Regions from separate parts of the Homo sapiens genome. Here region 1 is linked to region 2. Evidence: read pairs that join two places in POLR2A ChIA-PET (ENCODE). Cell type or tissue: GM12878. All regions are shown on one strand. Each heading gives the region's core, and the rest is flanking DNA. Links, peaks and the distances in the headings are about the cores only. Region 1 overlaps ZFAND3 (zinc finger AN1-type containing 3). Region 2 holds the start of CCDC167 (coiled-coil domain containing 167).

Evidence for each region. ChIA-PET counts read pairs that join two places held together with the same protein. Peaks named below come from ENCODE experiments on the same cell type or tissue, not always from the same donor. Only the 100,000 strongest peaks of a DNase experiment are listed, where the experiment ranks them.
Region 1: POLR2A ChIA-PET joins it to region 2 with 8 read pairs; 2 of 35 experiments call an interaction of 5 or more read pairs at or near these places.

The regions. Positions count from the first base shown.
Region 1 is chr6:37,918,112-37,930,233 of GRCh38, forward strand. ZFAND3 (zinc finger AN1-type containing 3) reads left to right here. Exons shown (of 6, transcript NM_021943.3): 2 at 11,848-11,888. Among named protein-coding and RNA genes, the nearest start is that of ZFAND3, 100 kb to the left of the region's middle. RefSeq lists a silencer at 6,430-6,499 and an enhancer at 10,526-11,027. In GM12878, for the core only: no CTCF peak of the experiment used is centred there; a DNase peak (open chromatin) is centred at 6,380.
Region 2 is chr6:37,488,429-37,500,550 of GRCh38, forward strand. CCDC167 (coiled-coil domain containing 167) reads right to left here and starts at 11,465. Exons shown (of 4, transcript NM_138493.3): 1 at 11,394-11,465. The coding sequence starts at 11,435. RefSeq lists enhancers at 695-1,540, 1,547-1,606, 11,458-11,657. In GM12878, for the core only: no CTCF peak of the experiment used is centred there; no DNase peak of the experiment used is centred there; H3K4me3 peaks cover 637 bases; H3K27ac peaks cover 3,112 bases.

The sequences.
Region 1 (12,122 bases), core at 3,511-8,510, 430 kb after region 2:
TGTTGCCCAGGCTGGAGTGCAGTGGTGTGATCTCGGCTCACTGCAAGCTCTGCCTCACGGGTTCACGTCATTCTCTTGCCTCAGCCTCGCAAGTAGCTGGGACTACAGGCACCCACCACCACGCTGGCTAATTTTTTGTATTTTTAGTAGAGATGGGGTTTCACCATATTAGCCAGGATGGTCTCGATCTCCTGACCTTGTGATCCACCTGCCTCAGCCTCCCAAAGTGCGAGGATTACAGGCGTGAGCCACTGCGCCTGGCCTGTGTAGATGTCTTTTCCTGGATATCCTCCAGCTTCTAGAAGTACCTTGTGCTTTTCTTTCTCAGCCATACAGCTTCCTTGCTAGCCTGTTTAACCTTGTAGTTTGAACCCTTGTAACTCTATTATCTCCCAGGTTTATGTCTCATTTTCTGACAAGGAAAGATCTAATAATAATACTTTAGGTTACTTTTCATCTTTCATTAAAATTATCATGCCTTTGATTTAATTTACCATAAATATGGATAAATCAGAGCCTCTCTCTGTAAGCCTGAATTATCTTAATGAGAGTGGATGAGTGGATGAAGCAAAAATATTTGGCACTTGGGTAGGACAGGTGAATATTTAATTATTTTGACACACTTTGGGAAAAAGTACTCTGAGCTCCATAAATGTTGTTGTTCTCCCAACCCCACCTATTTTCAAAAGCAACATTGTTAGCCAGAAGAAAAATAAGGTCAGATAATACCTTATTGTTATCTCTCTTAAATTTGTCATTCTCAGTTTAATTCTCAGATACTTGCTCTTGTACTAGATGGTTGGGAAGTTTTCTGTGTGTTTTCAAAACATGAAAAATGCCTTTTTTTTTTTTTTTTTTTTGAGACGGAGTCTCGCTCTGTTGCCCAGGCTGGAGTGCAGTGGCGCAATCTTGGCTCACTGCAACCTCCGACTCTCTGGTTCAGGTGATTCTCCTGCCTCAGCCTCCCGAGTAGCTGGGATTACAGGCATGCGCTACCACGCCCAGCTAATTTTTGTATTTTTAGTAGAGACGGGGTTTCACCATGTTGGCCAGGGTGGTCTGAATCTCCTCACCTCATGATCTGCCTTGGCCTCCCAAAGTGCTGGGATTACAGGCGTGAGCCACCGCGCCGGGCTGAGAGATCTTATATATATGTTCACCCATTTTGTCCTGATGGTAACTGCACATGCATATTTAAAGGTCATGGATTATATAAAATTATATGTAATTTGTATATGCTCGTAATATAAATTTTAAAATGTTACTTTTCCTAGTTATGAACAGATTTAAATTCTCCATGTCTGCACAGACATCAGACTTCAATATTTACCAAATTATTATTTAATATTTACCAAGCCGTTTTAAAAGTTATTGACCATGGTTTTTCAGAGAATATCACATTCATTTTTTTTTTTAGCCTCCAAGTTGTTTGAGATAAAGCACTTTAAAATCTGTAAATGTTGCAGTCACTGGAAAATTTATCCCAAGCCACAAGAATTCATTCATGTAACATTAGGAGAGTTGTCATCATCTTGACGTCATTTATGATCTTCCTCACATTTCAAGGCTGTTACTGCATTGCTTTCTAGAAGATCTTCAGAGGCCTTCTTCAATGGCAGCTACTATTTGTAATCACTCTCCAGAAATAAGTATTAAATCTGTGTTTAAAACCGAATCCTCCCCTTTTTATAAAACTAGTTTGTTGTTGTAACCATGACAAAGTATCCAATATTAGAGTTGGCTTGACATCCTTCCATACCTCAGTGTCCCTGACTAGTGATGAGAACTTCACTGTCTCAGCCATTTCACAGACTAACTGGAGAGATGCCTCTGGGACTGGGACTCTACATTCCTCTTTTGAAATCCCAAACACCATTCCTTTCCCTGGGCATGACTGCATACTTGGATTTCTCTTTCTCACTTCCAGGTTTTTTTTGAAGCTTTTTTTTTTTTTTTTTTTTTGGCCCTTGTTAGTATTTAGTATAAAATAATTGGTGTCTGCCTCAAAAGTAAGGATTTAATTGTAAAGCAATTCCTTCTTTCTGAAAGATAACTTTAGGGAAGAAAACCTTATCTTATGTTTGGGGATATATAGTGGGACAGTTGCAATCATTGTATATATTGGGTGTGTTAGAGTTGATAGCCTCATTAAGTTTCTCTTATGTGGAAAAATTATTTGGCATTTTAATTCACTTCATTGTTTTTTTTTTTCTCCTTTTCTACAGGGGCTTTCATTCATATATTTTAATTTTTCTTGTTCTTCTTTTGACTAGTTTATTGATGGCCATGCCTCATCTTGTCTGTAATTGTTAGATGGTGCTGGACTAAACTTTCAGTAATATATACAGGGCCACAGATGATAATGGGACTAGTTTTACATCTATACACTATAACTTTTAGTGCAAGTACTTGAAACACACAAAAATCGAGGCATTTTGCTCTGCTGTCCTTGAATTTGGGCATAAAATGCTAAAACCACTGCTAATTACAGTAACCCACTTGGAATCTAAATTGTTACATTAAAATTAGTTTTTAAAGTGAGCAGGATCCATATTGCTACATTATAGAAACTAATACCCTTATTAACAGCTCCATCTTCTCCATTGTAATATTTCCTTAAAAAGAAAATTTGCAGACATGGTCTGAATGATTTAGAGTGATGTGTAACAGTTTGGACAGGCTGGTTGCACCCCTGAAAGCCTCCTTTGTCATTGCCAGCTAGGATGTCATCTGTTTGAACTGGTCTTTTTCGTGTTTGCCTAGGGTGAGTAGAGAGTGGTGATTTAGTAGAGCTGTTGGCTGCTTCCTGGCTGCTGTAGGAAGTTAGTTTTTCTGGCTATATGTGTATGAGGCGGGAAGCAGATTGTTAGGAGTCTTTAATATTCTAATTTTACCTCTGAGAAAACTGGGATGACTTAGAGTGTAGTAGGTATTGTGGTTTGTTTTTCCCTTCCTTTCCTTTACCACCCCACTCCTCGCCGCCTTCTCCTTCTCTTTGTCCTCTTACCCATCCCTCCCCTTTCCTCCTTTGTCTGGATTATTAGAAGAGGTTGAATTCAGAAATGTGACTAATTTTTACAGATTGTGTTTTTACAGACTAGTTTTTAGAAATGTGACAGTTTTTACAGATTGACTCCCTTCACTGAAGAAGGAACTTTCTTTGTAGTCTAGATTTTTTTAGTTTTATGATACATGTCTAGTGTAGAGAAGTTCAGGGACCATAGGACTGGAAGAGCTTGGTATACTTACGTGCTGGTACTGTTTTTTTTTATACTTTTCTCTATTTTTCTTGTGCCCTAGGTTTTTCCTTCCAGTTGGGTTAAAAAAAAAAAGTTGTTGAGGAACATTGATATGGTGAAAGAGTTGTTTTTTATTTCCATATTTATATTAAAATAGTTTTTTGCATGTGTATGTTTCTCTGAGTGGGGAGAGATAGTAGTCTTGTGTATGTGTCAGGAAAATATTATAAGATGTTTCCAGAATTCCCAGAAATTAGGACTGTTACTAGAATTCCCCAAGATGAATTAGCATGAAGGCTAATTTGTCATTAAAACATTGATATCCTTCAAAATTGAAAAAAAAATTTAGAAGAAACATTTAACAACATAATCATTTCTGCCATCAAGTAAAAATTAAAAAGTACAACAGTGTTGGCCAGGTGCAGTGGCTCATACCTGTAATCGCAGCACTTTGGGTGGCTGAGGCAGGTAGATTGCTTGAGCTCACTAGTCAGAGACCTGCCTGGGCAACATGGCAAAACCCCATCTCTGCAAAAAAAAAAAAAAAACAAACCCACACAAAAATTAGCTGAGTGTGGTGGCATGTACCTGTAGTCCCAGTTACTTTGGAGGCTAAGGTGGGAGGATGGCTTGTGCCCAGGAGGCGGAGGTCACAGTGAGCCGAGATCACACCACTGCACTCCAGCCTGGGCAATAGAGCCAGGCCTTGTCTCATAAATGAAATATAAAATATAAAATAAAATAAAATAAAACGTTGTTGGCAAAGATGTATTCAAAATAGTATGTAGAACTTACCTGGAAGGTAATTTTGCAATATTTACCAAAATATACTTTTTCATCTAGTAAGGTCTCCTTCTCAGAATCAGTCTTAAAGCCATTCAAATACAGATTTATGATTAAAGATTTAAGTCCAAAAATGCTCATTATAGCAATATTTATAATAGGAAAAATTGGGGAAAAACAATTATACATCCAACAGTAGTAAGAGTGTGACTACATTATAGTATTAGTATGTAATGGATTGTCACAGAGCAACACACATGTTTTTGAAGAATATTTAAGGCGTGATAAATATTAAATGTAAATGTAAATTGAAAAAATGATATCTGTAGATTTTCATTATGCATTTCTTTATGAAATTTTTGTATATACACAAAAGAAAATAGTCATGCATTGCTTCATGACGGGGACATATTCTGAGAAATGTGCTGTTAGTCGGTTTCATTGTGGAAACAAATGTTGAACATCATAGAGTGTCCTTACACAAACCTAGGTGGTATAGCCTACTCCACACCTACACTATATGGTATAGCCTGTTGCTCCTAGGCTACAAACCTGTAGAACATGTTACTATATTGAATACTGTAGGCAGTTGTATTTGTGTATCTAAACATAGAAAAGGTGTGGTAAAAATGTGGCATGAAAGATAAAAAAGTGTACACCTGTCCCAGGCACTTACCATGAATGGAGCTTACAAGACTGGAAATTGCTCTGGGTGAGTCAGTGAATGAGTAGTGAGTGAATGTGAGGGTCCTAGGACATTATGTTACTGTGGATGTTATAAGCACTGTACACTTAGGCTACACTAAGTTTATTTTTAAAATTTTCTTTAATAATAAATTAGCTTTAGCTTACTATAGCTTTTTTACCTTATAAACTTTAAAAAAATTTTAAACTGATGACTCTTTTGTAATCACACTTAGCTTAAAACACAAACACATTGTATAGTTACACAGAAATATTTTCATTATATCCTTATTCTATAAGTTTTCTTTATTGATTGATTGACAGAGTCTCACTCTGTTGCCTAGGCTGGACTCAAAAGTCCTGGGCTTAAGTGATCCTTCCTTCTCAGCATCCTGAGTAGCTGGGACTACAGGTGCATGCCACCAGGCCTGGCACCTTTATTTAAAAAATATTTTATTTTTTGCTTTTAAAGCTTTTTTGTTAGGCCCCAGCACACAGACATGCACACAATTATCCTAGGCCTGCACAGAGTCAGGAGCATCACTGTCTTCTGCTTCCACATCTTTTCCCACTGGAAGGTCTTCAGGGGTAGTAATTGGTATGGAGCTGTCATCTCCATGATAACAATGCCTTCTTCTGGATACCTCCTGAAAGAGCTGCCTAAGGCTGCTTTACAGTTAACAACTACTTCTTCCTCTTCTTTTTTTAGTAAGTAGAAGAATTACAGTCTAAAATAATGATATAAAGTATAGTAAATACACAAACCAATCACATAGATGTTTATCATTTTTTATCAAGTATTATGTACTATACATAACTGTATGTGCTAGACTTTTATATGACTGACAGCACAGTTGGTTTGTTTACTGTGTTGCTCTAACACTACAGCTATGATGCCATTAGGTGACAGGAAGTTTTTGGCTGCATAATAATCTTATGGGACTTCTGTTGTGTATGTGAACTGTCATTGATGAAAGTATCATTATGCAGTGCATGACTATATGTAATGTGTATATATGGTATGAAGCATAATAAAATGAACACCTGTGAACATACCATACAACAACCAATACTGTAAATATAATAAATTCTGAATTATAGATATCTATCTAAAAAAGTATTTCTTATTTTGGGGAATTATAAATGAGTTTTAGTTTTTACTTTTTGTTTTTTTTTCTACATTCTGTTCAAGGGGTATGTATTTTCAAAACCAGAACATACTATTAAACATTATTAGAAAAAGAAAAAAATTTAAGCAGATTTCTCACTCCGTGTCATTAGAAAGAAACTTTTAAAAGTGTCTGCCACCTGTTATATTCTGAGTGACAGATCATGGCCAGATACATAGGATGACGTTATCTACCAGCCATAGGTAATGCATTGTGACAGAGCTCCAGAAAGATGACAGGCTGACAGCCACAGGAATTGTGGAGAACCTGTCTTCTAGCTGGTGTTTGACCTCTACAAAATACATTTCAAATATCTACTTAAGTGCTTTTTTTTTTTTTTTTTTAATGGTTCAGGCCTTCAAAAGAGATTTTATTTCTTCATTTAACAAGCATTTATTGGGTACCTGTTAAATACCAACCAAGAGTGACCAAAGGAGTCTTTGCTCTTATGGCACTTACATTCTAGTGGTGAAAGATAGCAGGCAAACAGGCATGTGGTGAGATATCAAAGAATGATGTGAAAGAAGAAAACAGGAAGAGGAACTGATTTAAATTGGGTGGTCAGGCCACAGGAGTTGTAGCTCACACCTGTAATCCCAGCATTTTGGGAGGCTGAGGTGGGAGGATCACCTGAGCCCAGGAGTTTGAGATCAGCCTGGGCAACAAAGTAAGACACCATCTTTACAAAAAATAATGGACTGATGTGTGCCTAGAGTCTTATCTGCTTGGGAGGCTATAGTGGGAGGATGGCTTGAGCCTAGGAGGTCAAGGCTGCAGTGAGCTATGATTGGGCACTCTGGTCTGGGCAACAGAATGAGACCCAGTCTCAAAAAAACAAAAAATAAAAAAATAAATTGGGTTGTTGAGGGAAGGCCAGTGAGGAGGTTTGAACTAGGATATGAGCAACAAGAAAGAGACAGCATTACAGTGATTTGGGGGTACAGGGAACAGCATGGGCATGAGCCCTACAGCACAGTCAGAGAACAGAGAAAAGGCAAGCATGGTTGAAATGTGGTGAATGAGGGGGCAGAATGATAAGAGAGCAAGAGGGGAAGTAGGCATAGTCAGATCACAAGGAGACTTCCAGACTTTTTTTTTTAAAAACTTTCTCCAGGTAAAAAGTTTGGATTTTATACTCAATAGGAAATTGTTGGATAGTGTTAAGCAAGAAAATAACACGCTCCAACTTGTTTTAAAAGATGACCATAGCTGCTATGTGGAAAAATCATTGTATAGGGTCAAGAATGGGAACGAGAAGACCAATAAAAAGCTATTTACAGTGGCCTAGGTGAGAGTTAATGGTGGCCATCATAGAAGCATTAAGGAAGGAGAGGAATACATAGATTTGAGATCTATTTGTAAGTAGAACTAATGCATCTTGCTGAGTGTTGTATCTGTAAGACTACAGGAAGGACGGGAATCAAAAATGGTTTCTGCTGGACGCGGTGGCTCATGCCTGTAATCCCAGCACTTTGGGAGGCCGAGGTGGGCGGATCACCTGAGGTCAGGAGTTTGAGAGCAGCCTGGCCAACATGGTGAAAACCTGTCTCTACTAAAAAATAGAAAAATTAGCCGGGCGTGGTGGCGGGCGCCTGTAATCCCAGCTACCTGGGAGGCTGAGGCCGGAGAATCGCTTGAACCCAGGAGGCGGAGGTTGCAGTGAGCTGAGATCATGCTCCTGCACTCCAGCCTGGGCAACAGAGCTACACTCCATCTCAAAAAAAAAAAAAAAAGGTTTCTAGATTTTTGATGTGAGCAACTGGGAAGAAGGTGTTTCCCATTTATATGAGTGGAAAAGATGGGTCAGGCAAATTTGTGGGAAATACTGAGAATTCTAATTTGAAATACTAAGTTTGAGTCAAACGTTGAGATGTCAAATAGGCAGTTAGATATGTGAGTTTGGAGCAAGGTAAAGAGATTTGGGATTGAAGGTAAACATTTTTGCATCTTTCGTGTATAGATACAGTATTTTAAAACCATGAAAGTGTGGGAGATCACTACCAAATGAAAAGTAGAGGTAATGAAGACTGAGTTTCTGGACCTCCAGTTAAGGGTCTTTGCAGGGGAGGAGCAGTAGCAAAGGTGGCTAAATGGGAGCAGTTGTGGTGGAAGAGGGTTGTTTGATCTGGGATTTGAGTGACATGAAGGTATGTGAAGAGTGTTCCGGAAAGAAGGATGGATCTAGCTGAATGCTACTGAGAGGGAATATGCTATGATCAGATACATAACCCTTGTATATTAGTTTTCTGAGGCTATTGTAACAAATTACCACAAAGTTGGTGACAGAATAATAGAAATTTATTTTCTCAAAGTTCTGGAGACTAGAAGTCCAAGATCTGGGAGGGCTTCCTTCCCTCCAAGGTGGCTCTGAGGGAGAATCCATTCTTCACCTCTTCCAGCTTCTGGGGGCTGCCCCAGCATTCCTGGGCTTGTAACCCTGTTACTCCAGCTTCTGCCTCCATCTTCATGTGGCTGTTTACTTTGGGTGTCTTTCTGAATTCCCTTTGCTACTCCCTTGCAAAAATGTTCTTTGCCTCTCTCTCTTGTGATGTCATTTAGGGTTCACCTGGATAATCCAGGGTAATCTCATCTCAAAATCATTAATTAATTTGGAAAGGACCCTCCACCCCCTGAGTAAGGTAACTTCGGGATTAAGACTTGATATCTTTTGGTAGCCATTATTCAACCTACTACCCCTTGGTTTTAGAAACGTGGTACCCATTGGAGAGCTCAATAAGAGTAGTTTCACTGCTCCAGTGAAACTTTACCTTTCATGCTTACTGTCAAAAAGAGAGCTCTGTTGTCTGTTCCAAGACCATGCAAGTTGATTACACTGCTTTTTGTTAGGTAGCGAGTAGTTGTATGCCTGTGATTAGCTTCAAGTTTCCCATGTTCAACATGAGAAAGGATCAAAGTTCCCGGAAGTCTCTGCCAGTTCTTTTGGATTCAGTGTTCTTGACCCATGTGATCCAAGCTGGCATTGTTTAGAATGACCATTATTTCGGTAGCCAAAGTCTGGTTTATTTTAGATTTAAAACATCTCTGTTTTGAGTAATAATATCAGTAGTTATATTATTTCTTTTATAACCTGATTGACAACCATGTTGCTGAAAAATTTCTATCCAGAATGTGGAATGGATGTCATTTAGGTAATACATAGGTATGGTAGGCATTTTAAATACATAAATTATCTGAAGAGAGATCAAGGGACTCTGAGAAAAAGGCCATTTTGCCATTTTTTTAAACCAGGTTTCTGAAACTCAGATGTTAAAACTGGCACACTGGTTGCCAAGTTATCCTCTGAAGGCTTTCCATGATTCCTGCTGGGCAATTGGGAGTAGCAGAAGTTATATGAGTTATATCTGGCTTTTTGTGGCATTGCGTGGACAAGAGATAGTGACCGCATCAGAAGGGCGCCTGATTCTCTGGCAGGGAATTCTGGCCCCTTCAGAGAAGTTGAGTGGAGATGAGAGGGGAGGGGACAATCCCAATATTCCAACAATAGAGAATGTTCTGCAAACTACAGATGTGTGTATACTGCATCCATACTAGTCATCTCTTTAGGATGGAGAGGCGCCTCTAGTTCAAGTTCAGTTAGTTAAAACAGGCATGTAGGATTTTCTTCATTCTCACTTCTTCCTTGCGTTGGAACTGAAATGACTGGGAATCTTGGGTTGTTTTCCTATATGCCTGCAGGGTCAGGGAGAGCAGAAGTTGTGCTTCTTCTAGATGAGAAGCTTTACTTTCTCAGGGAACTGACTTGATTTCCATAGACATTCTCACAAACCACCAGAGTGCTGGTTCTGGACTGGTATATGCCCCTCAGCTTCTATATTGGGGCAGAGGCCGAAGTTTGGCATGATGAATAGAATACAGGTGTTGGAATTAGACCAGATTAATTCACTTACTAGTTCTGTAATCTTCGGCAAGTTACATACCCTCTTGGGACCTCTGTTTTCTCAATGGTAAAATGGGGTTGAAGGTATCTGGTATTGTGCCTGCCACATTATAGGCATGTAATAAATGTTAGATGCTACCATTAACACATCTCTTTATCTTTTTACTCATCTTATTCACTTGTTGATACTCAATTTTCCTCATTGCTGTTGTGTTTATATTAAGCAGGATTCTAAAGGAATATCTACTTGTTGACAGCATCTTTTTTGGGAAAGAAATAATGACCCCCTTTCCCCCATCTTGTGACAATTGCTGTTAGGTCTTTGGTTCCAGCACATGGGGCAAACAATCAGCATCAGAGAATACTTCCTGAGGGAGGCTTGCTTTAATTGTAAAACATAGTAAAGAGGGCAAAAGAAGGTTGGCTTATTCTATTTTTAGGGGCAGTTCTGGTCAAAGGCTCAAATCTTGGGAATGGAGTTGCTGAGGAATGAAGTTTTAAATAGGTCAGCTTGCCTAACGTAGAGCACTCCAGGAGGTCTTTGGAAGGAAGAGCTGTTAAGAATGAGTCCGCTTGGGAGAGGATCAGGAAGGGAAGCAGCGGTGAGATGAATGTAACAGAAAAGTCATTATTATTTATTATTACTATTTTTTGGAGACAGAGTCTTGCTCTGTTGCCCAGGCTGGAGTGCAGTGGTGTGATCTCAGCTCACTGCAACCTCCGCTTCCTGGGTTCAAGCGATTCTTGTGTCTCAGCCTCCCAAGTAGCTACAGACGTGTGCCACCTCTCCCAGCTAATTTTTTCTATTTTTAGTAGACATGGGGTTTTGTCATGTTGCCCAGGCTGGTCTTGAACTCCTGAGCTCAGGCATTCCGCCCACCCCTCAGCCTTCTGTAGTGTTAGGATAACAGGCGTGAGCCACCGTGCCTGGCCAGAAAAGTCATTATTGATTGCCCACCATGTAGTCCCTAGGGTGCTGTGCTGTCAGGTGCTGTGTTGTGAACAAAGGATGTTGGGTTGGCCTTTGGAGATAGCTTACACCCAAGGTCAGATATTTTTCTGTAGTTCCTAGCTTTGTGACCTAGAACAGTCTGCCCACCTATGTAATGGGGATGAGACTGTATGTCTTTGATTTCTAAGACCCCCTTCTAAGTTGAATAATGCCTTGGCAGAGGAAGGGGTAACATAGTGTTCCATTATTGGAACACTAAGCATGTGGGAATTATTTATATCCTGCTCAAGGTCATTGCCCTGGTCTCACTGCAAAAATTCAAAAAATTCCAACCTCTGGCATAAACGGGTTAAATTATTCATCGCTTGTAACCAATTCTAAGGTATTTCCTTGTTACAGAAATGCTAATGTGATTTTTTTAAAAGTGCGTTTTAAAAGCAAAACAATATGGTAATACCCATCTTAGTGATGTTGGGACGATTAATAAGATAATGTATGCGAAATGCCCATCCAAGTTAGTATTCAGTGAATTGTAGCTATTATTAATGGATGAAAGGACATGAAAACTAATTTGATTGGCGTATCTGAAGAAAGAATTTTAAACAAGAAGGTCATAATGTGATTAGGATCTGAAATAGGAAAGATCAAAGTTCAGCTAATGTTATAGAGATAAATGACTGTGTATATGAGGAGAAAGTTTTACCCATTTACGAAGTATTTGTGATAACTTCATATATTTTTCTGTATGAAAAGAGGGAATGTGGTAATCATGTGGTTTAAATTGACTCCCATACCATCTTCTGGGCATTTTATAATGTTTCTGAACTTGCTGCTATATAAGCTGCTAATATACGCAATAAATAAAAGCAAACATTGGCTAATTTACAGGTAAAAAATAAAAATAAAAACCAAGTGTTTATATTTTTGTTTTTTTTTTTTAATTTTTATTTTGTTGAGGGGGGAGTGGTGGCTAGCTAGGGACTTGTTATTAATTTATCAGTTTATTAGTTCAGTTGCCTGACCAGAAAGTTCTTTGCCTACGTTTCTGACATCTTATGTTTTGATTAGAGTGATATGGAGTTTTTAGCTCTTCTTTCTTTCTTTTCTTTTTGTTTGCCCCAGGTCCAGCAAGACTATGAATCTCTGTTCCAAATGCTTTGCTGGTAAGTGCAGAAAAAGGGTTTTTTAATTTACTTTCATTTTTCTTTCTTTTTTTTTTTTTGGTTCTTTTTAAGACTAAATCATTTGACCCTAAAGGATTTATGCATGGGGTTTTGTTTTCTTAGCTTGTGTGAGAAAGCAGTTTCACCTTACCAAGGTGCTTCATATATTTGCCTAGGACGGTTGAAACAGTTTTCCTTGAATGAAATCCTATCTCCTATGTACTTGCACCAAAC
Region 2 (12,122 bases), core at 3,855-8,854:
CAGTCGTTGGTTAGCTCTCTCCTTGCCACCACCAGGCTAAAGGCAACGGAAGACAAGACAGCCAGGACCAGGAGAGAAGATGTGGGGATTAGGACCAGATAAGGAGACAAATGTCAAGAAGATTCTAGAAGTGTAAGGGCCAGAACTGGGCAAGCAGTTGGGAGCTCAAGTGCCCAGAAGCCTGGAATGGTGGTTCCAGGTAAGTGAGTGGTAAGGAGCATGGGCTATAATCAGTGCCCCTGGCTCTGTCACTCACTTGTGGTATGACTGGGCAACTCCCTTAGTTCTGTGCTCAGTTGACTCACGTGTAAAACAAAGATAACCACATTTCATATTTCAAAGAGTTTTGTGAGGATGACATGGAGCCAACAGGTAAGATGCCCAGAACATGCTTTACATGGTCAGAGTTCAGTAAGTGTTTGCTATCTTTATTATCAGAGAGTGGTTTGCACTAGATCTTTGGAGAATAAAAGAAAACCTGGTTAGTCCATGGCAAGAGTAAGAGAAGGTGATAGAAGCAGGGGTGTGGCTGGGCATGGTGGCTCACGCCTGTAATTCCAGCACCTTGGGAGACCAAGGTGGGCGGATCACGAGGTCAGGAGATCCAGACCATCCTGGCCAACATGGTGAAACTCTGTCTCTACTAAAAATACAAAAATTAGCCAGGCGTGGTGGCGCACGCCTGTAGTCCCAGCTACTCAGGAGGCTGAGGCAGAAGAATTGCTTGAACCCAGGGGGTGGAGGCTGCAGTGAGCCGAGATGGCACCACTGCACTCCAGCCTGGGTGACAGAGCGAGACTCTATCTCAAAAACAAACAAACAAACAAAAAAAAACAGCAGGGGTGTGAGGTGGAGAGGAATCTCCATGAGTTGCTGACTGGCAGTGCAGGGAGGAGGGCCCCTCTACCTTGGATGTGGCCATTCCCAGTCCATGAAGAGGTTCAGCAGGGAGGGCCCCCAGGGTAGATGTCAGAACAACAACAGGCCACAGGCCAGCTCGCTCCGCTTACTCCAGACATGGCATGGTGGGAACCTTGCGATCCTTCCCTGGGACAAAGCTGGGGTGGGCCTCTGGAGCCAGGGCCAGGTTGCAGACATGGCACCTGGTAGAATCCTAGCGTGAGAGGCCTGGAGCCATGTCCAAGGTGGAACAGCCTGGGGGCGGTCTGGGCATCAGTGGGCATCTGAGGAAATGTGGAACAGCAGGTGAGGCCCAGCAGCCAGAGCCAGGGCTCACTCACACCATGGTTCTAGGCAGCCTGAAGAGGCCCCGTGGAAGGGATCCCACCAAGCCCAGTAGGAAGGGAAAGTTATACTCTGAAGGCCACAGGGGCTCCCAGGACTCCTGCCCGACAGGCTGCATAGTAGGGCCAGCTGGCAGGAAGAGGCATGCCTGGCTCAGGGGCCAGGACTTGCCTGGAGCTATCAGGGGGCAGCACTTACGGCTGTGACTGTGACCGGCAAAGTAGAGACAGCCAAGGCAGAGACCTAGACGGCACAGTGTGGGGGCAGAGAGCAGGTGCCCCCTGCTGTACAATAACATTAAGAACCACCCGTGCATTATATTTACACTCAGAAAACCAAGGTCAATTTTTACATGGGGAAAAAGCACTGTGTCCCAGTCACTGAGATGAGTCAGCAGGGGGCACAGGGCTGCGATCTGCAGGGGCTTTGGGGACCCCAGGAAGTAAGAGAGGCGATGGTATGAACCCACTGTCAGCCAGCACACTGCTTCCTGGCATCTGGCCCAGCCTGAGCCCTGGGGAGGCGCTGTGTGAAGCCCTGTGTGAGCGGTCCAGGGGCCCAAGGAACAGGTTGGAGAGTGTGAAGGGTGTCCTGGGGAAAGTCTGTTCTTTACCCAGAGACCAGCAGTGGCTAAAAACTGCCTGGGGGGATGGCTGGGGAGTCTGCCTAGGCAGGGGAGACACAGAGCACAAAGGAAGAGGGGAGGAGGAAGGAAAAAGAGGCATATGAGGCAGGGAATGGAGAAGGAGCATCCCTCAGGTAGACAGGTGGGAAAGGCCCCAGGGGAGGCCTTAGGGAGTGGGACCCAACAAGTCCGTTCTTTTAACAGAAAAGCCCCGTAGTGATGCTGCCTAAATTACTGAGAACTGCTGCTTCTCAGTATCAGAGCCTGGGGCAGGGAATTGAGGCCTGCTGGGTGAAGGAGTGAGCTCAGCGAGGAGACCCATGAGACCAAAGGCCCTCCACAGAGGGGGTGTTCTGTGCAGAAGAATGAGAAGATCTAAAGTCAGCCCAGCAGTCAAGGCTGCAGAGGCTGTGTTGTAGGCCTGAGGGGTGCTGGGGACAAGGCCCTAGCCAAGTAGGGCCGTCAATCCTGCTGGCAGGTGCCAAGAGCAGAAAGGGCTTCTTCATGCCCAGCGGCAGGGGCAGGGACTCTTCCTGCAGCCTCCCTGAGAGCCCATCAGACAGATGCAGCTCCAAGCACCCGGGCCTGGAGTTCAGCAGCCCCCAGGCAGATAAGCAAACTCCCCTCTGCAGCCTGACTTGGGGAATATCACCTTATTCTGGGAGCTTTAAGGAAGTCTCCCTGGGGTCCTATATGCCATAAAACCACTGTGTTAAGAGAAACTGTAAAATTCGTGTGAAATCCCCGCGAGGCATCTTTTCAGGAGTGTAGGCCCTCTCAGAATCAGAGCCCCACGGAGGCCTCACTGGGGGCAGGGAATTTCGTGCCAGCTCATGCACAGATAACTGCCCCAGCATCCTGGCCAGGTCAGCTGATGGGGTGCCAGCTCCACGGCTAGCTGCTGTTGGGGGCCTCATATGCAGCTTTTCTGCCAACAAGCACGAGACAGTTCGAGCCACAGGCTACCGTTCACTCTATTCTCCTACTGAATGGTGTTCCCACAGAGCATCTAGACAGCCGGGGAGGTGGCTCTCTGCCCACTCCCTAATGAACCACTGTCTAGGGCCAGACCTGTTTCTGGGAAAGGGCAGAAGGCACCCCCGGGGCCTGGTGCTGGGCTACACAGGCCACTCTGCTTTCTGATTTAGGAAGCTGTTTGCTGTCTCTCCGGCTTTACTCTTGGGAGCTTCTGGCCAGCGAGTGACAGGTTTGCTACAGGGTCAGGCAGTGGTAATGGGGCATACACTGCACCTGGCTGGACAGGTCCTTACTGGGCACTCAGACCTTCCAATAAAGAGCGTGGTGCCAGGGTAGCTGAGCCGAGCCAAGTCACAGAGTCTCCAGTGTCTGCATGACAGCATGAGTGTAAGCAGCCTCTGGAAACCAAAAGTCCCAGCAAAATGGAACCACAACAGTGACAGCAGCAGCAACACTTCTGTAGTCTGTGCTGTGTGCCAGGCACTGACCTACATGCTTTACACCGATTAACTCACATAATGCTCGCAAGAACCCTGTGAGGTGGGCAGTATTATCAGCATCCACATTTGACAGATGAGGGGACTCAGACATAGGTAACTGTCCAGGGTCACACAGGCATTAAGTCCGGGAGCTGGGCAGCCACGTCTGTGCCCTTAACCACCATGCCACATGGAGAAGGCAGCGCTCATCAGCTCTGAGGGACTCCTAGCTCCTGGGCACAACCTCCACACCTTACCCCTGGAGCTGGGCAGGTTGTGGGCAGCTTCCTGTGTCTGCAACCGCCCTGCAAGGAAGGGCCCATCTCCATCTTACAGAGGTGCAAGCTCCCTTGCAGAGGTTTTCAGCACCTTGCCCAAGGTCGTGTAACTGGGAAGGGGCAGAATTGAAGCCTGAATCTGGGTTTTTCTGCTTCAGGGCTTATGCTCTTTCCACCACTTCAAGCTCTTTCTCCAAAATCCCTCATGAAAACATTCATGACAAGAGTTCTGCAGAACAGTCATTCCACATCCCAGCTGAAGCCCATCTAAGCTTGCTGATCTGGCTTCAACAGATTCTCTACTCGGAATAATCTTGTACAAGGCTCTGCTCAGTTTCTGTCTACATAACAGATACTCTCTGTGAGGGAAAGCCCTCATTGAAATTTGTTTGTTGAGACAGAGGAGACAGGAGCCCAGCGTCTGCCCTTACACTGGGCCAACTCAATGAGCTTCACAAACATCCCAGGCATTTTGCCCCAGATCACCTCGACTGTCAAAGCATCCTCCAAAATTCACACAAAACAGATCCAGTTTGGAGACGGAAAAAGGTGGGCTACTTGGGCCTGATAAACCCTTCTTTCCCCAGCAGTACCGAAGCCTTCCCTTTCACTTGCTAATTCACAGCCTGGAGAGTGGTGTCAGCTGTTTCATCTCCAGCCCCAGCAGCCTGGGAACTGGATTTTTGAAAATTCACTCATTTTCACACGTCAGGAGACCCCAGGACATTTATTATAATGGGTAAAGCAGCCAAGTGCCTGCCCAGATGGTCTCTGGCAAGAGTGCAGGGGCTTTCCATTTGGAGCCTTCAGGCTCCACAGCAAGTCACACGGGGTTCTTAGGCCTCAATTTTCCAGGTGACAAGCCTCAAACCCCAAGGGGCCCATTATCCCCACATCGTTTAAGGGATGTTTTTCTGTGGAGGCGGCTCACAGAGCTCTGTGGGGGCAGAAAAACCTCCGCCCATGGCTCCCCACATCAACAGGCCCTGTAAGGATTTCTCTCGCAGGTTGTGCAGCTGAAGACGGCAGACCTTCCCAGTTTTTAATCAATGAACAATTTTCAGGAAGAGCAGGGAGAGCCTAGGGGCTTGTCGCTCGCCTGGACACACCCCCATGCCAGGTCAGAAAGGCGAGGGAACCGCTGCAGCCCACGCGAGTCCCGACGCCTTCCCGCGAGGAGACGGAGGCCGAGCCAGCCTTGCAAGTTAGCGCCCGAGCCAGTCCGCGCCCGAAGATGCCAGCTGTCCCTGGGCCGGAAGGTGGTGTGGGGTTTGTTTTGTCTTCTTTCCCCCCGATATCTATTTTTTGATAAACTAGCAAAAGCTTGTTCATCGCTGAAAGGCTCAAAGCACTTTTCAAGAACTGGCATCCACCCCGAGCCTTATGAATTCATTAATTAAGATGCTGGCAGACAGCCACTCCACACACGCCGCCATCCAGCCGCGCTAGGTAATGAGGTTTTAGTCTCCTGACCCCCGTCAAGTGGCGCAGAGCCAGATGTAGGCTGCCGCGAGAAATCACCTGCCCAATGGCGACCTGTCGCTCTCGCCTGGCAGCAGGTGAGGCTCATTTAATGGTCAGCGGCCCCTGAACAGTCCTCTGCGTGCTGCGAGCCTTTCTCCCAGCCCCTGGCTTGGGGTTCAGGGTCCCAGCAAGGTGGCGTCTAACCGCCTGCTCTACTGTGACCTCCACTCAACTGGGCCCAGACGTCAGGGTGGAAGGTTCAATGCCTCCTCCTGCCAATCGAGCCAGTTCAGCAAATATTTATTGACAGTCCACTCACCTGCTCCTAGCCCTTGTCTCAGGAAAGTGGGAGGTTCCCCTGAGCCCTGTGCACAGCCTGCTCCAGAGCGGAGACCGTCTTCAGCCACACTTGGTGCTTCTGCCTGCCCTGCCCCACGGAGGCTACTGCAGTGGCTGGCACCATACAAATAACCACAAGCGTCAAGCCTTCCGGTGCTCTTCCTGGCCTAGGCCATTCTCTCCCCTCAGCCTACCACTTCTCATGGTCAGTGATCCTGCCTTTTTTTTTTTTTTTTTTTTTTTTTTGAGACGAAGTTTCCCTCTTGTTGCCCAGGCTAGAGTGCGATGGCACCATCTCGGCTCACCGCAACCTCCACCTCCCAGGTTCAAGCGATTCTCCTGCCTCAGCCTCCCGAGTAGCTGGGATTACAGGCATGTACCCCCATGCCTGGCTAATTTTGTATTTTTAGTAGATGGGGTTTCTCCACGTTGGTCAGGCTGGTCTCGAACTCGTGACCTCAGGTGATCCGCCCGCCTGGGCCTCCCAAAGTGTTGGGATTACAGGCGTGAGCCACCGCACCCAGCCGATCCTGCCCTCTTTTTCTGGTAAGGATTCCAGTGAATTTTCAATGACTCCCATTAGCATTTATTCCTTACAGCAGATACTGTCAACTGGCCAACACAACACCGACTCCCCACCCCTGCTCCTTTGCCCACCTCTACTCCAGAAGGTGGAAAAGCTCAGCAGATGCTCTCCCAACCTCACTGCAGCTAGGCTTGCTCATGACCCAGTTCTGGCCAATGAGACGTTCCAGAAGTCAGCTAGGAGACTCCTGGGGAAGCTTATGCTTTGTTGATAAAAGGGACAGTGTTGTTCCTTCCTCCTCCTTCCTGAGTTAAAGTTGAATATTAGACTGGAGCTGTGGCAGCTATATTGTGACCATGAGGAAACAGTGAAGAGAATGCAGAAATACCAACTCTGACATAGCTAAGCTTTTGAACCAATGCCAGTAGCCACCTACCTACAAATTTTTTTTTTTTTTTTGAGACGGGGTCTCTGTTGCCCAGACTGGAGTGCAGTGGCACGATCTTGGCTCACTGCAACCTCCACCTCCTGGGTTCAAGCAATTCTCCTGCCTCAGCCTCCCGAGTAGCTGGGATTACAGGCGTGTACCACCACTCCTGGCTAATTTTTGTATTTTTAGTAGAGATGGTGTTTCACCATGTTGGTCAGGCTGGTCTCGAACTCCTGACCTCAAATGATGCACCTGCCTCAGCCTCCCAAAATACTGGGATTACAGGCGTGAGCCACTGCACCTGGCCCCTACAAATTTCTATAAGGGGAAAAGTCTACTCCCATTTGCTTAAATCATTGAGGTCAGTTTTCTATAACTTGTAGCCAAAAGCTTTCCAAACTGATAAACTTTCTGTACTAGGGGTCAGATCCAACCAAGTTATCCACTTTAGGATACCGGCTAAGACACCACACATCTGTTAACTCAAGACCAACTGGTCACTGAAACATCTAAAGACACCAGTTTGAACAGTCCAGCTACAAAAGAAAAGTGCAATGACAAAGGAACAGCTCATTACCATCAGAGATCCGAAAACACAAACAGGTTTTACATCAGTCAAAATTCTCCTATCAGTTTAGACTGAAATTCAACCTTTCCTTCCTCCCACACAACATTAAAATCAGTACTGGGTGGGTGATTTCTCATTTGAACTATAATTTTCTTTTCTTATTAAGAATGAAATCTCAGAAGCTAAAACTCACAGTTTTTTCCAACTCTGAGATCTCATATGGTGGCAAATGAATTGGATAAAAAGACCTCAAAAGGAACCACTTTGAGGGGGAGGCTAGAGGGTGCCCTGGTTGTCCTAAGAGGTGGCTGCTTATACAGCTGGCCCAAGCCAGCCCTAAGGGTGAGTGCTGCCTGCTTGGTAATTGCTTCATTACAAGTGGAGACTGTTTGCAGGTGCTGAGATCACTCACTTGTGGGGGTTTTATTGCACTCGTCAGATTAACAAACATTTTTGATTAAATCACCACTTCATTGGCTCTGAGCACACAACTTTTAATAAGAGGACAATATCTACTGCTACTGAGCATCAGTGCACATTCAATACTCAGACCCGCTGGGGGCAACTGAGAAGCAAGGTGGGGAGACAGCCAGCCAGATGTCAGGCTTTTTCCAAGGCACACGGTTACAGATGTCAAATCTTCGAATATCCAAGCAAAAAGTAAACTTAGGGACCAAGATAGCAAATATAAACATCTACCGTGGTATGGAGAGGGTAAAACAATGGAATCTGCCCCAGTATAAGGCACTTGGAGAATACATGCCCCACCAAGTTTAAAAACGTAAAAATCCGGCCGAGTGTGGTGGCTCACGCCTGTAATCCCAGCACTTTGGGAGGCCGAGGCGGGCGGATCACTTGAGGTCAGGAGTTCAAGACCAGCTGGCCAACATGGTGAAACCCCGTCTCTACTAAAAATACAAAACTTAGCTGGGCATGGTGGTGCACGCCTGTAGTCTCAGCTTCTCGGGAGGCTAAGGCACGAGAATTGCTTGAACCCGGGAGGCTGGAGGCTGCAGTGAGCTGAGATCATGCCGCTGCACTACAGCCTGGGCAACAGAGCAAGACCCTGTCTAAAAATAAAATAAAATAAAATAAAAACTTAAAAGTCTGTCAGCCAAACAGAAGACATCTGTGATCTGTATTTGGGCCATAGTCAAGGAGTTTGTAACCCCTGGTGAAATTCAAGTCCTTCATGTTATAGATGAGTGAACGAATGCCCAAGAACGAGTTTGACTTAGCCATGGTGGAAGGATGCAAAAGAAATACAAAGGCTGGAGCTACCATGTATTGATTACCAATCCGGTGCCAGGCACGTGCTGGGCACTTAACGCAATGTCTCATTTAATCCTCACAACCACACTGTGAGGTGAGGTGCCATCTGTAGTGAGACTACAGGCTGTCTGTGAAAACACACTGGTCTCTTCCTCCATAGTAAGCAAACAGTAGCTGGCTATGTGGCCTCCTGACTGGTGAACGCATTTCCCTGATCCCTTGCAGTCAGGTGGGGTTTTAGTTCTTGCCAATGGAAAGTGGACAGTTTGGGCCCAGGACAGTGGGTGTGCTTCCTCCATTCTCCTCTTTCTCTGCCGGTGGACACATCAGTGGGGTATGCCCCGGTTCCACTGATAAGGTGACAAGATCTCAAGAGATGGTGAAGCCACAGAGGAAGGGAATCTGGCAGAACCACCATAGACCTGGTACTCTAGACCAGGAGTTGGCAACTAAGCCCTGTGGCCAAATGGTCTAAGGACTGTTCTTGCAGATAAAGCTTTAGTGGAACACTGACACACCCACTTATTTACATATTCCTTCATTTACATACTCCTACCTTAGCCTGAATACAGTTGGTTCTTGTTGTTCCTGGTAGCTATGTCCTATAAAGTTGCCTCTAATATTGAATTAGCAAATACCAAACCAGGTGAGGTTCCTGCAAGCCTATGGACACAACATTTTTGCAACCTTGTTTCATGTGTGATTCTGTTTAAAGTGACCTTATTCAATATATATTGTTGATTCATTAACACTGGACTCACAACCAACAGCACTATACGTGCTGTTACATCATGAGTTATATCATGCCTGAACAGTTTATCTAAAAAACCTGTTTTCTTCTACAACACATCACAGCCTTCTTGGATTTAGGAATGCCAGACAGCACTTCAGCCCTATGCTTGGGGTCGGGGGTCGGGGATCGGGGGCACTTTAAACAGCAAAATCAGGCAGTGGCTCACACCTCTAATCCCAGCACTTTGGGAGGCCGAGGTGGGCAGATCACCTAAGGTCAGGAGTTCGAGACCAGCCTGGCCGACATGGCAAGACCCCCGTCTTTACCAAAAATACAAAAATTAGCCGGATGTGGTGGTGGTCTAATCCTGGCTACTAGAGAGGCTGTGTCGGGGGAAGGTGGGGGTGAACACTTGAATGGGAGGTGGAGGTTGCAGAGCCAAGAGTGCACCACTACACTCCAGCCTGGGCGAGAGTGAGATTCTGTCTCAAAAGCAAAACACAGCGAAATACCAATAAAAAACATGAGAATGAAAAAAACAAAACAAAACAAAAACAGGGCACTAAATAGAACACAATAAGGACCCTTGTTTACAGTAGGACAGCTGAAACAAGGCAGGGCATCATCACCTGTTCAACTTTAGCTGAGAACATGGACTGCGAGCGACTCAATTTTTTTCCCACTGCTTTGCATTTGCCACAAAAGCACTGTGAGTACTGATTTTGGGGTTACAAATACATTTTAGCCATTAGGGAAATTCGCAAATGTGGAATCTGTGAATAATGAGGATCAACTGTAGTTGCAACCCAGACCATTTGGCTCTCTAGAAGAGACCATGTCTCTTCTAAAATAGTTACTATCTGACCATTTGCAGACATCTCCTGCCCCTTGCTCTAGCCTGTTAGAAAAAAACTCACTTTCTTGTTCTTGAAGCCACTGAGTTTTGGAGTTTCTCTGTTACTGCAGCTTATTGTACCCTAATGCAGGTTACAAAGTCTATGTTCTTCCCGCCACAAAGTACCATCTCAGTCACCACTCATAAACCATCCTCTTCACATTTCCATCAACCTTTTTCCTACCAAGTGGGCCAATATTTCTCAAGGGATGCCACTAAAACTACCCACATCACCATGGGGTGTGTGTGGCTTGTAAAAAAAAAAAAAATGCAGATTCTGGCCGGCTGTGGTGGCTCATGCCTGTAATCCCAGCACTTTGGGAGGCTAAGGCGGGCGGGCAGATCACTTGAGGTCAAGAGTTCAAGACCAGCCTGGCCAACACGGTGAAACCCCGTCTCTACAAAAATACAAAAATTAGCCAGGCATGGTGGCACGTGCCTGTAATCCCAGCTACTCGGGAGGCTGAGGCACGAGAATCGCTTGAACCCAGAAGGCAGAGTTTACAGTGAGCCGAGATCACGCCACTGCACTTCAGCCTGGACAACAGAGCGAGACTCTGTCTTAAAAAAAAAAAAGCAGATTCCTTGTTAAGAATGCACATCAAAGTCCTACTGAATTACTCGGGGTGTGGGAAGAGTTCAACTCTCCATTTTTAACAAGCCCTGTGACTCTATGCATGCTAAAGTTTGAGAATCACTGAACTCACTAGTAAGCCTGAAGAAGACTATGACCCTGTACCTCTCCTGCAACCTCCGGGAGGATGCCCTAAGGGAAGGAAAACAGGGGAAGCAAGATGAATTTCCAGGAAGACCACCTGTGCTTGATTCCCAGGCTCCACCACTTCCACCATCTCAGCCTGGGTTCCACCTGGAACCTCAATTTCCTCATCTGTACAAACCTCACAGGCTTGCAGTGAGGATTAACAATGCAATGAAAGTAGCACATAGCGGTTGCTCAGTATGTATGTTTTCTTTCCCTTCTATATGCAGCAAATTATTTTTAAGCCATTCAGTGACATCACCAATTCCAGAATTCTCTTTACATATTCCCAAAGTAATTTTGAAGGTACAAGCTTCCATACTCCGGAGGAAAAATTTCCCCTTTTAGAGGATATTTAAACCATTAATAATATACACCAGAATGGGCTCCCTCATCTTTGAGTCCTAGCCCTTTGGGAGTTCTCCTTAGATTCTACAGGTCCCTATTTCTCTGGGGTCTCCCTCACCTCTGTACCCATCCCTTTTGTTCTGTGTCCCCCGCTTTGAGTTCCCTCACTTCTATGCCAGGCCGTCTTTGGGGCTCCCCTTCACTTCCATGTCTCTTCCTCTCTGGAGATGCCCTCTCCAGAGAGTCTGGTTCGCCCATCCGGCACCTCCTCGGGCTCCCTGTCCTCCGGGAACCCCGTGGGCCTTCTCACCCCTCCCGTCCCTCTCCCCAAACCGCGTCGCCCTCTCATCCTACGCTTGGCTCCTCCTCCTATCTATAGCCCAGCCTATCCCTTATCCCGCGGCCAGGAGAAGGCAACTAACGAGGTGGCCCAACCCCCACTTTTCCCCTCACCTCTAGAGCGACGCCCAGATTCTCCCGCTTCTTTTTAGTCATGTTACTTGCCGGGATCCCCCAGTCATCACTGGACGCGCCCACCAAGTCGCTATGTGCGCATGCTCAAGTCTTCGTGCTTCTCCCTCATTGGCCACCGAGTCAGCGGGAGGTGGGGCTGCTGCCGTCGCCATCTTGTTGAGGGGCGCGGCCGGCTTGGTGCGGACATGTTTATGAGGGGCAACCTCTAGCTTGAGACCTCAGCCTAGATGGGTGGAGGGTGGAAAAGTCGGTACAGGGAGGCAGAATGTACAGCCCGGGAGTAGACCTGCCCCTTTCTTCCCCAGTTTTAAGCCGCTTTGCATCACTGAGAGCCTTTTTTAACCCCATGTTCTCTTTCAGTGTGTTTTGTGTTTCAGCAACAACCCCGTCCCTGTTTAGGCCACGCCCCCCATTCAAAGTCTGTCCATCCTTCAAGGCCGGTGCTGGAGCCTTGAGCTTCTCGGCCAATGGAATCTGATAATGGCCCTCTATTGTTATTTCTCCTTTGTGTCTTGACTTCTTTTTTTTTTTTTTTTTGGTTTGTTTTATTGTAAGAACAACCTACAAACATCACAGAAAACATATAACTGAGAAGCAGCATCCTTTATTCTACCAACTTTATCAGTTCCTCTTTGCTTCTGTTTATTCCTCCCAGGCTTGGCCTCACACACAGTATTTTACATTGTTGTAATCGTACTATACTGTACA